Regions from separate parts of the Homo sapiens genome. Here region 1 is linked to region 2. Evidence: chromatin contacts called from ENCODE Hi-C or POLR2A ChIA-PET data. All regions are on one chromosome and are shown on one strand. The core of a region is the stretch at or near the end of the contact, and the rest is flanking DNA. Distances in the headings are between cores, read along the strand shown. Region 1 has its middle 79 kb from the start of MIR221. Region 2 has its middle 35 kb from the start of MIR221.

Region 1 (7,655 bases), core at 4,409-6,908, 41 kb before region 2:
TTCAAATCTTGATTCTGTCACTCCTCAGATATGAGACGTCAGGCAAATGCCTTAAATGCTCTGAACTCCAATTTCCTAAATATGTCCTTAATAAATAGTGGCTAAAATAGCATCCAGACTTCTGACTCTCGGCCCAGCCTTATCAATGAAGAGCTCTGTTGTCACTCTCTATCATCCAGGTGCCAACACCGTCTTAAATATCCAATCACTGTGGGTCTCTGAGGGAACCTGCACATATTACTCCTGGCTTGCTTTGACCTCCTGAGCTGGAACATCCCCTAAATTCCTGGATTTCTGTGTATGGTACTCTTCTTTTGGTTCTCACATCATTGACTCACTCTGTTCTGGCTGTTCGTCTCATCTGGGAGCCCTATAATACTGTGTCCGGAATTGGTGGGTTCTTGGTCTCACTGACTTCAAGAATGAAGCCGCGGATCCTCGTGGTGAGTGTTACAGTTCTTAAAGGTGGCATGTCCGGAGTTTGTTCCTTCTGATGTTTGGATGTGTTCGGAGTTTCTTCCTTCTGGTGGGGTTTGTGGTCTCGCTGGCTCAGGAGTGAAGCTGCTCAGGAGTGAAGCTGCGGACCTTCGCGGTGAGTGTTACAGCTCTTAAGGAGGCACATCTGGAGTTGTTCATTCCTCCCAGTGGGTTCGTGATCTCGCTGGCTTCAGGAGTGAAGCTGCAGACCTTTGCGGTGAGTGTTACAGCTCATAAAGGCAGTGTGGACCCAAAGAGTGAGCAGCAGCAAGATTTATTGCAAAGAACAAAGCTTCCACAGTGTGGAAGGAGACCCGAGTGGGTTGCCACTGCTGGCTGGGGCAGCCTGCTTTTATTCTCTTATCTGGCCCCACCCACATTCTGCTGATTGGTCCGTTTTACAGAGAGCCGATTGGTCTGTTTTACAGAGAGCTGATTGGTCCGTTTTGACAGGGTGCTGATTGGTGCATTTACAAACCTTGAGCTAGATACAGAGTGCCGATTGGTGTATTTACAATCCCTTAGCTAGACATAAAGGTTCTCCAAGTCCCCACCAGAGTAGCTAGATACAGAGTGTCGATTGGTGCATTCACAAACCCTGAGCTAGACACAGGGTGCTGATTGGTGTGTTTACAAACCTTGAGCTAGATACAGAGTGCTGATTGGTGTATTTACAATCCCTTAGCTAGACATAAAGGTTCTCCAAGTCCCCACCAGACTCAGGAGCCCAGCTGGCTTCACCCAGTGGATCCTGCACCATGGCCGCAGGTGGAGCTGCCTGCCAGTCCTGTGCTGTGCACCCGCACTCCTCAGCCCTTGGGTGGTTGATGGGACTGGGCGCCATGGAGCAGGGGGCGGAGCTCATCGGGGAGGCTCGGGCCGTGCAGGAGCCCACAGCGGTGGGGAGGCTCAGGCATAGCATGGTGGGCTGCAGGTCCCGAGCCCTGCCCCAGGGGGAGGCAGCTAAGCCCCGGCGAGAAATCAAGCACAGCAGCTGCTGGCCCAGGTGCTAAGCCCCTCACTGCCTGGGGCAGGCAGGGCCAGCTGAGTGCAGGCCCGCTGAGCCCACACCCACCTGGAACTGGCGCTGGCCTGCAAGTGCTGCAGGCAGCCCCGGTTCCCGCATGGGCATCTCCCTCCACACCTCCCCACAGGCTGAGGGAGCCAGCTCCGGCCTTGGCCAGCCCAGGAAGGGGCTCCCACGGTGCAGCGGTGGGCTGAAGGGCTCTCCAAGTGCCACCAAAGTGGGAGCCCAGGCAGAGGAGGCGCAGAGAGCAAGCGAGGGCTGCGAGGGCTGCCAGCACGCTGTCACCTCTCAATACTGTCAAGGAAAGGGGCTCAGCATCATCTGTCACCATCAGGGGACTTCTACTTTAGGGAAAGGAGCTGTTATTGCCCCAGATTTAGCCCCCTTCTGGTGATCAACTCTGAGTACCAAATAATCTTGAGCCCACCTTGCTCTTTGCCCAAAAATAGTTTAGTACTTGGCCTTTATGGAAGACCACAATTTCCGTGCTTCAACAAAATCCCAGGAAAGCCCTCTGAAATACCTCCAAAGAAAGGACAGGCTACCCACTGAATCCTCTTTTACCTGATGGCTTGGGTGCCTGGGCCTATGAGAAGGTGGAAGAAGTGGTCTGCCTATACTGTCTGGCTGTCTGTTAGTCTAACTCATCTCTGGTGGTCTCATTTTAGAGGTTGAGTGGTGTTCAATTGCTTTAGCCCCTCACTTTTCATAATATGGTAATATTGATAATAAAATGAACCTATCCAGCTAGGTGCAGTCATACTTCTTGCCTTGAACTTACAAAGCCTCACCCATATTTCCATACTCTTTCCAGATAAGACTCCTCTTCATTTTCTATTCTTGCCTGGAGTTAGACTGTATTTCTCATGCCCTAACTAGACTTGTTCCCTGGTTGTCAGTACTTTTCCTGACACATCCCACCCCTGTTTGGCCCCTCATTTTCTTTAGTTTACTATTATTTCTCCTCTTCATTATTCTCCTACCTTATTTGATCTTCCTAGTCCCAGTAAGCAGAGCAACTAGAGGGCCCAACAGAGTACCCTCATGTTTTGGAAGTGTGGATAGTGACTGACGGTGAACCTACAGGCCACCTGCTCATGGCACCTGCTTTGTAATTCAAAGGTGAAGTCTGTGCTTTGATACACAAAAGTGCTGCCTTGGTTTTATCACTAACTCCCCTTTAACTTCTGGCCCATATCCAAAAAGGTTCTTTCTCTCCATCCCCCAAATCCATCCTGCCCAGTCCTGCTTTATGTAGCAATTTTCCTACAAGCAATGCTTCTGAATATGCTTTTTGTGCAACATTGTTTCAGACTATAGGAAGCCAGCCTAAGCAGTGTTAATGCATCCTGATGTTTTCCAGCCAAACATCTAATTGAGTTGATTTCTATGACATTTCAAAGCCACCCACTCAACTTCAAATTTTTAAAAACTTGGAATTGCACGTCTCTTTTCTGTTGCCACCTAAACAAAACTCAGCACACACCACATTTTTCTTTGGAGAAAACAATAACCCTCTGAGAATAAGGAAATGAAGCTTCTCCCTCCCATGAAGACCCAAGTAAAACAGAAGAATTATGGCTGTTAGAATATAATATATAAAATCATTGAGACATGCAAGCACCATACTTCTCTATATATAAGATTTAAGTCATTTCCAGTTAAGGTGAAAGTTCTACCTGGACTTGAACAGAGGCTGAAGATCTGCTCAACTTTTCCTACTCACTGCTAAATTCCCAGCACATGTCAAACAAACTCTGATTAAACAGAGTTCCCAATACGGCACATGTGAAATGAAGGGTATTTGCAGTGGGACAAATTGCTGGATCACTGAGATCAAGCACTGAGCCAAAGTGCTTATTACCAAGCACACGTGGTAATAAGCAAAAGAATGGGAGCAGTATTTGAAATCTTATGTCAAAAAGTACAAAAAGAACTATCCAAAATATAACTAGGGTTCTAGCTGCTCTATTATCAACCAAGTGCAAGGGAAAATAGAGAGCAGGGTAGATATATTATGCACTTACTGTGAAAAGAAAGCAGGCAGAATTAGCAAGGCTTAACATCTTATCTAGTTACTGTGAATTTTCAGTTAAAGCTTTCAAAAATTAATATAGATGAAAGCCTTCTTTGCCCATTGTATCAGGGGTACTATCCCTGATATCTGGGCCTGAAATCTGACTCCAAGATGTTTTATCTGTGTTATCTTTGGCAAATTACTTAATCTCTTTGGTCTCTGTTTCTTCATTTGTAGAAAGGGAATAATAATGATAACCAATTTTAACATTGTTGTAGGGATTAAATGAGATATCGTATTGGAAGAGCTTAGCATAGTGCCCATTATAAAGTTCAATGACTGCTATGATTATGATTACGAGTATGATTTTTACAATGCAAATGTTAGTTTTGATGGCTTTTCAAATGTGGCCTTGGCCAGAGAATCATCACGAACAGTTAGGATCAGCAGAGGGAGTCAGTTTCCCCGTGAGTGGGCATTGGGAGGACCAGGTTAGATGAGGGGATGATATTTATAAAAGTGGGTGAAGTCCTGTGAATTTTATGGGCTTATTGCCTTTTCTGTGGGCCTGGACAGTTTTCAATCCCTTTTGCAAATTGTGGTGGTAAAAGTAGCTAGCTGCCAACTCCCTCTGGCCCTCACCACCTTTATTATGATTGAAGCAGGCCAGGTGTGGTGGGTCACGCTTGTAATCCCAGTGCTTTGGGAGGCCAAGGCAGGATCACTTGAAGCCAGGAGTTTGAGCTCTGCATGGGGAACAAAGCAAGATCCTGTCTCTACAAAACATTTGAAAATTAGCCAGGCATGGTGACTCATGCCTGTAGTCCTAGCTACTTTGGAGGCTGAGGCAGGAAGATCACTTGAGCCTGGGAGTTGGAGGCTGCAGTGAACTGTAATTGTGCCACTGCACTCTGGTCTGGGTAGAGACCTTGTTTCATAAAAAAAAAAAAAAAAAAAATCATGATCAAGGCAAAGGTCTGAATCTTGATAGGAACATTGCTTTATCAGACTGCAGAGTCCTGCCCACAAAGCTAAGGCACATTTTATTTTACGGAGTCCTGCTCACAAAGCTAAGGCACATTTTATTTTACAGAGGCCTTATTTTTGTCAAATGTTTTCCAGCCTTGAGATATGGAGGCTGATGTATTTGTTGACTCCTTTCTTGAAGGAAAATAGGAAAATGGAAATTCAGCCTCCATGCCTCTTCACAGCCTCCACCTCTAGGGATGATGCCCCTCTCATGAGCAGAAGAGACCTTCATCTACTTCAGGAGTCTCAAACTCAAATGACTATAGTGGCACAGGAATAAGTGAAATAAGCCAGGAGATTGGTAAGCCTCGCGATGATGTAAGAGCTTGACCCTCTTTAGAGGGAAGCTCTGGCCAGTCGCTTTCATTGAAAAATATAGATCCTGTGGTGTTATATAATCCAATTTGCGGAGAAAACCTACAAATCTAGATTTTTAGATTGAATCTCCTAATTTCTAACTGCTGGCAAATATTCAAGTTTTTAAAAACACCACATGAGCCCAAGGAACAAATATTTCTATTTGTCAGACATGGACCAAGGATTGCCAAATCGTGACACTTCTCTACGTGGTACAATTTCAGGTTCCTGGGGAGGTTCCTTCTGACCCCAAACATGTCCCCTACCTTCTGCTACTCCTCTAGAAGTTTAGCAATCTTTCCGATGTCTAAGGCCTCTCCTTCAAGACACAAAATCCCCCTTGTGGGGAGCATATTGAGCACTCATCACTCATTCGCTGCTTAGACTATGTTAGTTCACCACATCCACTTGGGGAATGCAGGAAAGGCGAAGTTGTAGAGGTGGGTGGGAGTTGGGAGTCCAGTGGTATGAACACCCAGAATTCTTTCCTCTGATACTCACTAGCTATTGTAACCACAAGGAAATCACTTATTTGGCATTCACTTTAATTGTGAAAAGGGGCTATATAATTACTACTTCATGGAATTGTGGCAATAATCTAGTGGAATAACATATAATGAATGCCCAGCATCATGTAGACTGCCCTTAATATAAGTTTAATCTGGGCAAGAAGAAGGAATGATGTTCTGGTGCTCCAGGGAAGTTGTAAAGTTGGGGTGTGGTCACAGAGGACCTCTTAGAAGAGGGGTGAAAAGGGTGGGAAGGCAGGAGGGAGCTGTGAGCAGTCAGTGTATCATTCTCTGGCTAGCAGCCCAGCTAGTACAAGGAGATAATGTACTAAGGGAGAAACAGTCACTACAATAATAAGCCACGAATGCAGCCTGTTATACTGACCTGCATTCGAAGCTTACACAAGTCTAACTCATCCTTCCAACATTTTTGGCCACTATAGACTCTCGATACTGTTTCTTTGACTTCTTTACTCAAATCAATATTCCATACCTATATTTCTTACTTGTGTAACACATAAGTGAATTGTAAGCCAAATCCTTTGCTTTATGGAAAAAAATAAAAACAACAAAACCTCTTAATGTTTTATGCTGCACATAACTCAGGAGACATCAAAGAGAAGAAATTTTGATCAGAATGAAACCATGTTGGGATGTATATGGCCAGGACAGGATTGTAGAGTTGGGGAAGGGATGGGAGATGGACACAAAGCTCCATCAATAAGACAAAGGAAAATGACAAGTGAACTGCGTGTTATAAAATCACACAACTGCAGGTTGACTTTGTAAAAATGCCCTCATGCCTATAACGAAGATATCACAAAAAGGCACAAGAAATCATGGGCCATGTACCAAAAACACATTTCCAGATCTTAGTTTCTATCCCGTGCCATTGTTTAGCTTATTCCAGCAACAGGAGCCTGCAGACTTGTCTGTTTTAATAGTTCACAAAGAAGGAGACTGGATGTTATCCAGGAGGCAGACCACAGGGAGACATGGTTCCCAGTTGAGTACTGAAATTCCCACCCGCGCCCCCATAAAAACACACACAAATGTGACTGTGCATGTGTATACATATTTATGCGTAGAGCCAAAGTGCTTTGAATTTGTATTACTATAGCTGACAAATCAAAGATGGGCCAAATCTCCACACTCTGTGTGTTTTATGTGGTTGGTCTCTTGTCTGAGGCAAAAGATCAGGCAGGATGTTAACCAGGGGTCCAGATGTGGCTTTTCAGAAAAACACATTCCTTAGCTTGGCTTCTGTATGTCTTAGTTGCCAAGATCCACTCTTCTGTGTTCAACCCAGCCTCACTGCACCAACCCCTCCCCTGCCTCATCTCAAATGGCCACCACAGTGGCTGGCTTTTATGCTGGAGCAGAAAAAATGAAAGCCTTGAGAATATGTACTCTGCTCCACAGGTAACTGGAGAAGACATGTCAAATGCAATCCACATCTATATGTCAATTTCTCTCCATATGTAAGTTATTTTTGCAGAAAATATTGTCTAAAGAACTCTCATCACTGCATTTGTGCAAACATGGCCATAATTCCTGAGGTTTGGATCTCTGATACAACAGGTGTTGTATTCAGTTTGATTGTCTACAATCTCAGATGATAAAACTGGCCACACTATTAAGGGTCTACCTTAATTTTATTAAATTCAAGTAATGCTTTGTTTGGAAATTTCAAAATTGAAAACAAATACAGGCTGACCCTTTAAGAAACCTGATTCAATCTGTCACAAAGCCCAGAAATCTGTATTTTATAACAAGCGAATTGGGTGTTTCTGACGCAAAGAGTTCCCTGAGCTTACTTTGGGAAACACAGCTCTGTTCCTTTATATCAGCAGTTCTCAAATATTTGGAGCCCAGAATTTTTTTGCACATTCAAAAATTATTGAGGATCCTAACAAGCTTTGGTTAATGTAGGTTATATTTATTGATACTTGCCATATTAAAATTAAATTTGAAAAATATTAATCTATAAATTAATTTTGAAATAATAATAAACTTATTATAAGTTAAATATTTTATGAAAAATTGCTATTTTTTTCTGAAGCAAAAGAATTAGTGAGAAGAATAACATTATTTTACATTTTCAAATATCTTTACTGTCTGGATTAATAAAAGACAGCTGGGGCCAGGTGCAGTGACTCATGCCTGTAATCTCAGCACTTTGGGAGGCCGAGGTGGGCAGATCACAAGGTCAGGAGTTTGAAACTAGCCTGGCCAACAT
Region 2 (7,256 bases), core at 1,475-3,974:
ATTCATATGAGCACAGTCAAATTCATAGAGACAAAGTAAAATAGAGAATACCAGAGGCTGGGAGGAGTGGGGAAGAGGGAATTAATGTTTAATGGGCACAGAGTTTCTGTTTGGGTTGACGAAAAAGTTGTGGAGATAGATGGTAGTGATGGCTGCACAACAATGTGAATATATTTTTACATTGTGAATGCCACTGAATGATACATTTACAAATGGTTGAACTGGTAAATTGTATGTTATGTATGTTTTGCCACAATTAAAAACTTATCAAGAGTAGTTTTACAGTATGGAGATTTCTCAAAAGCTAAAAATAAAACTACTATTCTATCCAGCAATCCTACCCTTGGAATAACTACCCAGCCCCCTAAAAAAAAATCAATCTTTCAAAGAAATACCTGCACTCACATGTTTATTGCAGCAGTATTTACAATAGCAAAAATATGAGATTCAACTAAATGCCCTTCAGTGGTAAACTGGATGAAGGAAATGTGGTATACATACACAATGGAATATTATTTGGCCATAAAAAATGAAATCCCGTCATTTGCAGCAACATGGATGGAACTGGAGGTCATTATATTAAGTGAAATAAGCAAGGCACACAAAGACAAATATCACATGTTCTCACTTATATGTGGGAGCTAAAAAATCTGATCACGTGGAGGTAGAGGGTGGGAAGTTAGAGAATAGAGACTGGAACTGGAGGGGAGGGGGGAATGAAGAAAAGTTGGTTAATGTGTACAAATATACAGTTAGATAGAAGGAATAAATTCAGTGTTTGCTAGCAGAGTAAGGTGACTATAGTTAAACAAAAATTTGTTGTACCCAGGAGATGGACACCCTAAATACCCTGACTGATCATTACACATGATATACACATAACAAAATTTTCCATGTATAGCATAAATTTGTACAAACTACAAAAAGAGTAGTTTGAACAGTGCTTGCTTCTTTCTTCTCTTCATAAAACCTACAATGCAGAGAGAACATTTTTTAATATTTCTTGGTGAATAGCCATCCTCCTTTCTAAGTTTATTGGATCAGCTTCCAATATTTGTCCCTTGCATTTTCAATGTCATGAAATATCTCTGAGAGCTCTTTTAATGTGAAGTTTTTCACAAGTGTTCCTTCCTCTGGGATATATTCATCTCTTTCATCACAATCACTTTTTCATTTGTGTTCATAAGTTTGCTCTCACTAAGTTTCTCTGGCTGCATATCAAGAGCCTCTCAAAGAGCAGCAGTGTGTCCACATTGCCATGGTCAACTATTTCTTCTACAACTCCATTTACCTTTTATTAGAAGCCCATAAAGTTACTTGCATGGCATAGGAAAAGTTCCTTCCATACTGCGGGCATACTACTTGTTGTTACTTCCTGCCATGATGCTTGAATGTGTTCAAGTACGTCCCTTATGTCATATTTCTTTCAAAACTCAGCTAAAAAAATGGCATGATTTCTAGTTAGAGCATTCCTAGTCTGTCTGAAAGTACATCTAATAGGCTTTCAAATTTGAAATAACTGCGTGGTCCATTGGATGGATTAATGAGGTTGTGTTGGGTGTAAAAAGCAAATTTTCACATTTCCATTTAAGAGAATCAGGTTGACCTGGAGTGTTATCCAACAGTAGTAGTACTTTAGAAGTTCAATTATTTTGCCTAAAGTATCTCTCTACCACTGGGAGACAAAGAGGCAACACAGCTACAGGCTTTGCTTTCCTTGTGTGAACTGAGTAACAGATGCACAGTGACCAATCACTGAATGATTTTGAAAGAAGTAATGCGATTGGTCACTGATTATGATGAACATTTGTCACTTACATAGCCATTTGTGGCCTGGAGAGCTAGCAGTGAAATTTGCAGCAGTTACTCACAATTAATATGCTGTGGTGACTAAAATTTGAACTGTTTTGTTGGGAACCTGGTGTTAAATAAACCATGGTAATCAAAATTCATGCATATCAAAACAATGCAAAGTGAGAATTATCTGCATTATGTATTTCTTTGCTTATTATGTTTCCCCTATGAGAATGTAAGCTACATGGGATGCAGACTTAGCCTATTTTGTTTACAGTGATATTCACAATGCCTAGAACAAAGTGTAGCACATAGTAGGGGCTCAATAAATACTCGTAGACAAGAAGAAAGGAAAAGAAAGAGAATGGAAGACAGGAAGGAAGAGAGACAGATGTAAAAATTATCTAGCTAGATCAACTTTCGCGTGAAGATGGTGCCCAGAGAAATGAAATCACTTTCCCAAAGGTACCCTGCACTTCAAGACTTCTGATTTGGGGTTTGAAATGTACCCTCTAACCCACATTGTTCCTCTCTCTCTCTCTCCCTGTCCATGCCTTTCAGTTTATGCATTCACATGAAGATGTGAGTAATAAAGTGGTAGAGGCCTTAATCACTTGACCTTTGAGGAAGGATAAGAGCTTTACTCCAGAAGGCCACAGCCCTGTGGTGGTGATGGTGGGGGTGACATTAGGGCCTTCCCAGACTCCCTAGTATCAGACCACAGAGGCTGCTAATTCTTAGTTTATGTCAAGCTATTTGCATTTTCTTTCCTAAATGTCCTTGTGTGGTGCTACTGTCAGAGTGTACAGGATGCTGGGGTTTTTCTGCTTGTAACTCACTGCCCTGAAGTTGGGTTTCTAATTTACTCAAGGGGCTCCAGTGTCTCAGAGCAGATGGGGCAGCCTGGCCAACGGGGAGAGGAAAAGGCTGATCGGATGAAGAACTTCTGTTTCTGTGACTAAGGACTTAGTCAGCTACCTGGTTTAGGATGTACTATTTGTCAGTAAGTGGATCAGGAGGAAGCAGCACTCATTCTGGCTAGAGTAATGGTTTTCAGTGCATTTTTTACTCATGAAATTCAAAAAGAACAGGGTGCCAGTTCAACCTTGTGGTTGAGGTTATGAATGAGAAAGGAAGCTTAAATTACCCAGAGAGGCTGTCCCCTTAGTCACAGTTTCAGAGCATTCCAGACTCCTGTGTCAATTAAACCATATTGAACTTCAATAAAATACCAAAAAGGCAAATAATGGTCTTTTTGGAGAGCTCCCTTTTGCCCTACCCTTTTGATTGCGCTCTGTCTCTCTCCCCCATCTCTCCACCTCCTCTCTCCTTTCTCCCTCCCTCTCTCCCTCTCTCTCTTTCCTTTTTTCTTTCTTTCTTTCTTTTCTCTCTCTCTCTCCCTCCTTTCTTTCTTTCTTTCTTTCTTTCTTTCTTTCTTTCTTTCTTTCTTTCTTTCTTTCCATTCTTTCCATTCTTTCTTTTCTTCCTTCCTTTCCTTTTGTGGAAAAAGTAGCCGTTCTTTATAAGAATAAAATCACGTAAGTAATTAATTGGAAATGACCTTAGCTGATCTAAAGATTCTAAATCCAAGCTCTGTGTAAACAACTGATATATGTTTTCTTTCATTTTCAGATCCTTTGCCTTTTCACTTTCTCCCTCCATCTTCCTCCCTCTCTCTTGTACCCTCAGATCGCCACGCTTTGGACCTCCCACGAATGGTTTGAACCTGAGGCATGAATTGAGCTTGACTCCCTTGAGGGAGAGTTGCGAGAGGTCAGTGGTGCCTGAACCTTTTCTTGTTAGATACTCTTACAGAAGTTTTGATGAAAAGAATGAGTTGGCCAGAATTAGTCTTGGTTTGGTACATTTCCAATATCTGTGCTTTTCCTGGTTGTCATTAGCATAAATATTTGAGAGTCAACACTGAAAGAATTTGAAAAACGTATTGACTGAAGATTTTTGTCACAAACACTCCATTTCAACTGGCATCTTTCACTCTTTGAAAGGTCTCTCATTTTAAATACCACTTTCTTCTTTTGTCCTATTGAATTTCAATTATGTGCAAAGCCTTTTGGGGAGACACAAAGATGGATAGGACACAGTTCTTACCCTTACTACCAAAAACCATGCAGGGAGATAAGAGTCAGGTTGGCAAAAAGCTAAACAAACACAAGGCTAAACTAATAGTTAAAAAACTCAAAACAAGAAAGGGTCCATGGAGGCCCTGTTTAATTTTCAGTTTACCTCTACAGGCAGAAAATATCAAAGGAGGTCTGAGGAAAAAGGAATGCCTTGGGGGTTGTGGTAAGGCCAGGATGGAAAGAGGAGTTCAGATCAGAGATGCGTCTGGAAAAATTTGGAAGGCAGAGTTGCAGGGGAAGGTATTTTAGGGGGAAATTATTTGGGCAAACAGGGCCACCATGTGCAGTTGTGCAGGTTGTGCAGGCTATGCAATATACAACTATAGGGGTTGCCATTCACATCAAAATCTCTGTGTAGAAAACAATCTCTGTGGCCACTGGTGGCAACCCTGGGACAAAAGTCTAAGAGATATACAGTGCAAAGCCTCCGTGGACATAAGAAGTAGACTTGTTACCATGATGTAAGCCCTGAGAGGGCAGGGACTGAGCCTTATCTTTGGATCTTCAGAGCTTTGCAGTGTCTGGCACATATTAGGTATATGAGACATGTTTCCCAAATAAATGAACTCAATCTTGCCCAATCCCCACCAGCTGGTTGTATGAATGAGGGTGAGGTCACAGAATGGGGATAACTCAGATTTCTTTGACAACTCTGGATAATGTTGGGCCTCAGCACCAAAAGTGGCCCCCTCCCAAATCATTCTAGTTACTTCCAGGATCTTACAGAGAGTTTAATCTGTGTTTCCGTACTGTACTCTCTTTTTCTTCCATTCTGGTCTTTATCCAATGTTTTGAGAGGGACAGCACTTCAGTCATGCCCACTCTGCAGACCACCACCTTCTCTGTGAGTACAGTGTACCTTCCTAGGTGCTTTTCTCCGTGTCCGCAAAGCTGCTACAATGGAGACCATGATGGTGTCATGGTCCCTTCTGACCTCTGGGATTGAAGCCTTATTGATACTACAGAGAACTGTGGAGAATGGCCTTTTGCCCTCCATGGTCATACACATGGAAATGAGGCTGTGTCATGTTTCTCATGTCTGATACAGCCCTCCTTAAAACAATGTCTTCAGCTTCTTCCTGCCTCAACACTGAGCAAAAGATGAACACTATGCAGCTCTTTCTACCCTCCACCCCTATGTTTCTACTTTTGCAAAAGGAAACACAATGAAAAGCATGGGGCGTGTATGGGAACATGGAATATTTTAGTTTGGATGAAGCAAGAGGTATATACAAGTGAGAGTGGGCAAAAGCTGGCCCCAGTGGAGACTGAGTCAAACAGTGAGGATGGATGCATGCAAACCCATAAACACTAGTGGAAAATCATCTAAAAGCTATTTGAGGGGGAGCCACATTTTTAAGTATGAAGAAAAATATTATTATGACTGATGCTATGAACTTAGTGTGGCCCCACCAAAATCATACATTGAAGCCCTACTCCCCAGTGGGATGGTATTTGGAAGAGGGGTCTTTGGGAGGTAATTAGGTATTGGGGGGGGGTGGAGCCCTTGTGAATGGGATTAGTGCCCGTATAAGACGAGATATGAAATTGAGATCCCTCTCTTAACCATCTGAAGATACAATAAGAAGGTAGTCTTCTGCAACCCAGGAAGAGAGCCCTAACCAGAACCCATCCACGCTGGCACCCTGATATTGGACTTTCAGCCTTGAGAAGTGTGAGAAAGTAAGTGTTTGTTGTTTAAGCCACCCAGTCTGTGGTATTCTGTTATAGCAGTTCAAGTTGACTAAGACAGCTGGTTAAAGATATAACAAAAGTCTAAGCAGAATCGGACAGTGGAGTTACACAAACCTAGGTTTGGGTCTCAGTGACCTTGGTTAAATCATTTAACCTCAGGGACTCTTAGTTTCCTTATCTGTAAAATAGTCATACTACCCATCTCTCAGGTTCTTTTATAAGAATAGTGCTTATGAAATGCTTAGTACAAAACCTGGCACATAGTAAATATCCAATAAAATGGCCACCAAAAACTAGTGTATTGTAAGGCATTCTCACTTCTAAGGTAATGTTTCATCAGGCCGTATAATAAGTAAGCAAAACTGTAGATTAGGTAGTTTTTTTGGGCTCCTTGCATTCTCTTTTCCCAACCAATGGCCCAGAAATTAACTAGGGAGTCAATATGATCAATTAATCCACAGCCTGGTGGCAACACCTTTTTTTTCTTCCATAAATTCCAAAAAGTGGGAAAGTAGAGAATGACTGGTAGTAGAAGTTCAGGGATCAGTAGAGGTTTGGAACAAGGGTGGTGGTCTTTTGAGTGTGAGCTTCTTCTCCCTAACCCTTCATACCACATCCTTAAGGTGATTCGTTGTTCCACACAGTGAATTTTGGATACAAAAGACTCAAGGCTTTTACTCCATTGAGCATTCTGTGCATTTCAGTCAAAGGATTCATTGCAGAAGCCTCGCACTGGACATCTGTAGACATAACCTGTAGTTGCCCATCCACCATTGTTTTCAGGCACTCATTTCCCAGAAGACAGAAAGCCCCAACTTCCAGGACAGGCTCCACTTGCCAAGAATTTCTAAACTCTTTGAAGATCAGCTTCTACCTTATCAGGTACCTTCCAAATATTCTCAGATGGATGACAACAGTCTCTCCTCTCAGGGTTGTGTTTGCAAGTCTAGAAGTTTCTGAAGAATAGTAACTGAAGAGTTACTATTGCATATTTTCATTGCCATCAACAACTTCCAGTGATATAAAGAAGAAACTTTTAAAGCATGTGATGGCAAATCCTGACCATTTTGTAATCTGTGTTGTATTTAAGAATCATTCATTCCAGGTAGCACTAAATCAAGAAGTTTCTTCATGCTGTCTACTTCTATGAAAGACACAAAAACCACCAAATCTGGTCTCAGTCTGAAAACTAAGTGGCCATGCCACTGAATGTCTGACACTGGAATACAGGAATGGAACCATGCCATGTCTGAGGGATTTCCTGAATTAGGATTCTGGAAAACTGGGCTCTTCATTTTCTCTGCCTACATCTTGTAGCCTGGGGAAAGGGAGCTTCCTCACAATATATAACACTGTCTGCTCACCTTGGACCATCTTAGTCGAGGAAGGGAAGAACTTAATTAGAGCTTTGGACAGATTGACATTAACAAAGTTGTCCACCAATAATTCTCAAACATGTAGTCCTTATGAACGCAAATGTTGTAGCCAATATTTCTGATATTTCAGGAGATTGGGAAATGCCAGTGGGGTTCTACTGCCTGAGGCAGCGCTTCCTCTGAGGAAGCCCTCCGGAAGTGGCAAGTGTTTTCTTTTCCACTGCTTAAAGGTCACACCAAATCACTTCTT

What was found. A loop is a pair of places that touch in the nucleus more often than their neighbours do. ChIA-PET counts read pairs that join two places held with the same protein, here RNA polymerase II (POLR2A). Pooled maps may share reads with other maps.
Region 1: a map of mammary epithelial cell shows a loop between it and region 2 (4-fold over the local background). The contact joins two enhancer-like sites. A Hi-C loop is called at or near these places in 3 of 168 maps with a recorded cell type or tissue (HCT116, IMR-90 and mammary epithelial cell) and 1 of 50 pooled maps. POLR2A ChIA-PET finds 5 or more read pairs at or near these places in 4 of 52 experiments (AG04449, AG04450, BJ and 1 more).

Annotation. Positions count from the first base shown.
Region 1 is chrX:45,663,538-45,671,192 of GRCh38, forward strand. No RefSeq gene overlaps it. Among named protein-coding and RNA genes, the nearest start is that of MIR221, 79 kb to the right of the region's middle. Within about 2 kb of position 5,659, at least 3 of the 41 ENCODE cell types and tissues checked have a DNase peak (open chromatin) inside an H3K27ac peak, as active enhancers do; they include HCT116 and mammary epithelial cell, where a contact is called at or near this core.
Region 2 is chrX:45,707,792-45,715,047 of GRCh38, forward strand. No RefSeq gene overlaps it. Among named protein-coding and RNA genes, the nearest start is that of MIR221, 35 kb to the right of the region's middle. RefSeq lists an enhancer at 2,331-2,430. Within about 2 kb of position 2,725, at least 6 of the 41 ENCODE cell types and tissues checked have a DNase peak (open chromatin) inside an H3K27ac peak, as active enhancers do; they include HCT116 and mammary epithelial cell, where a contact is called at or near this core.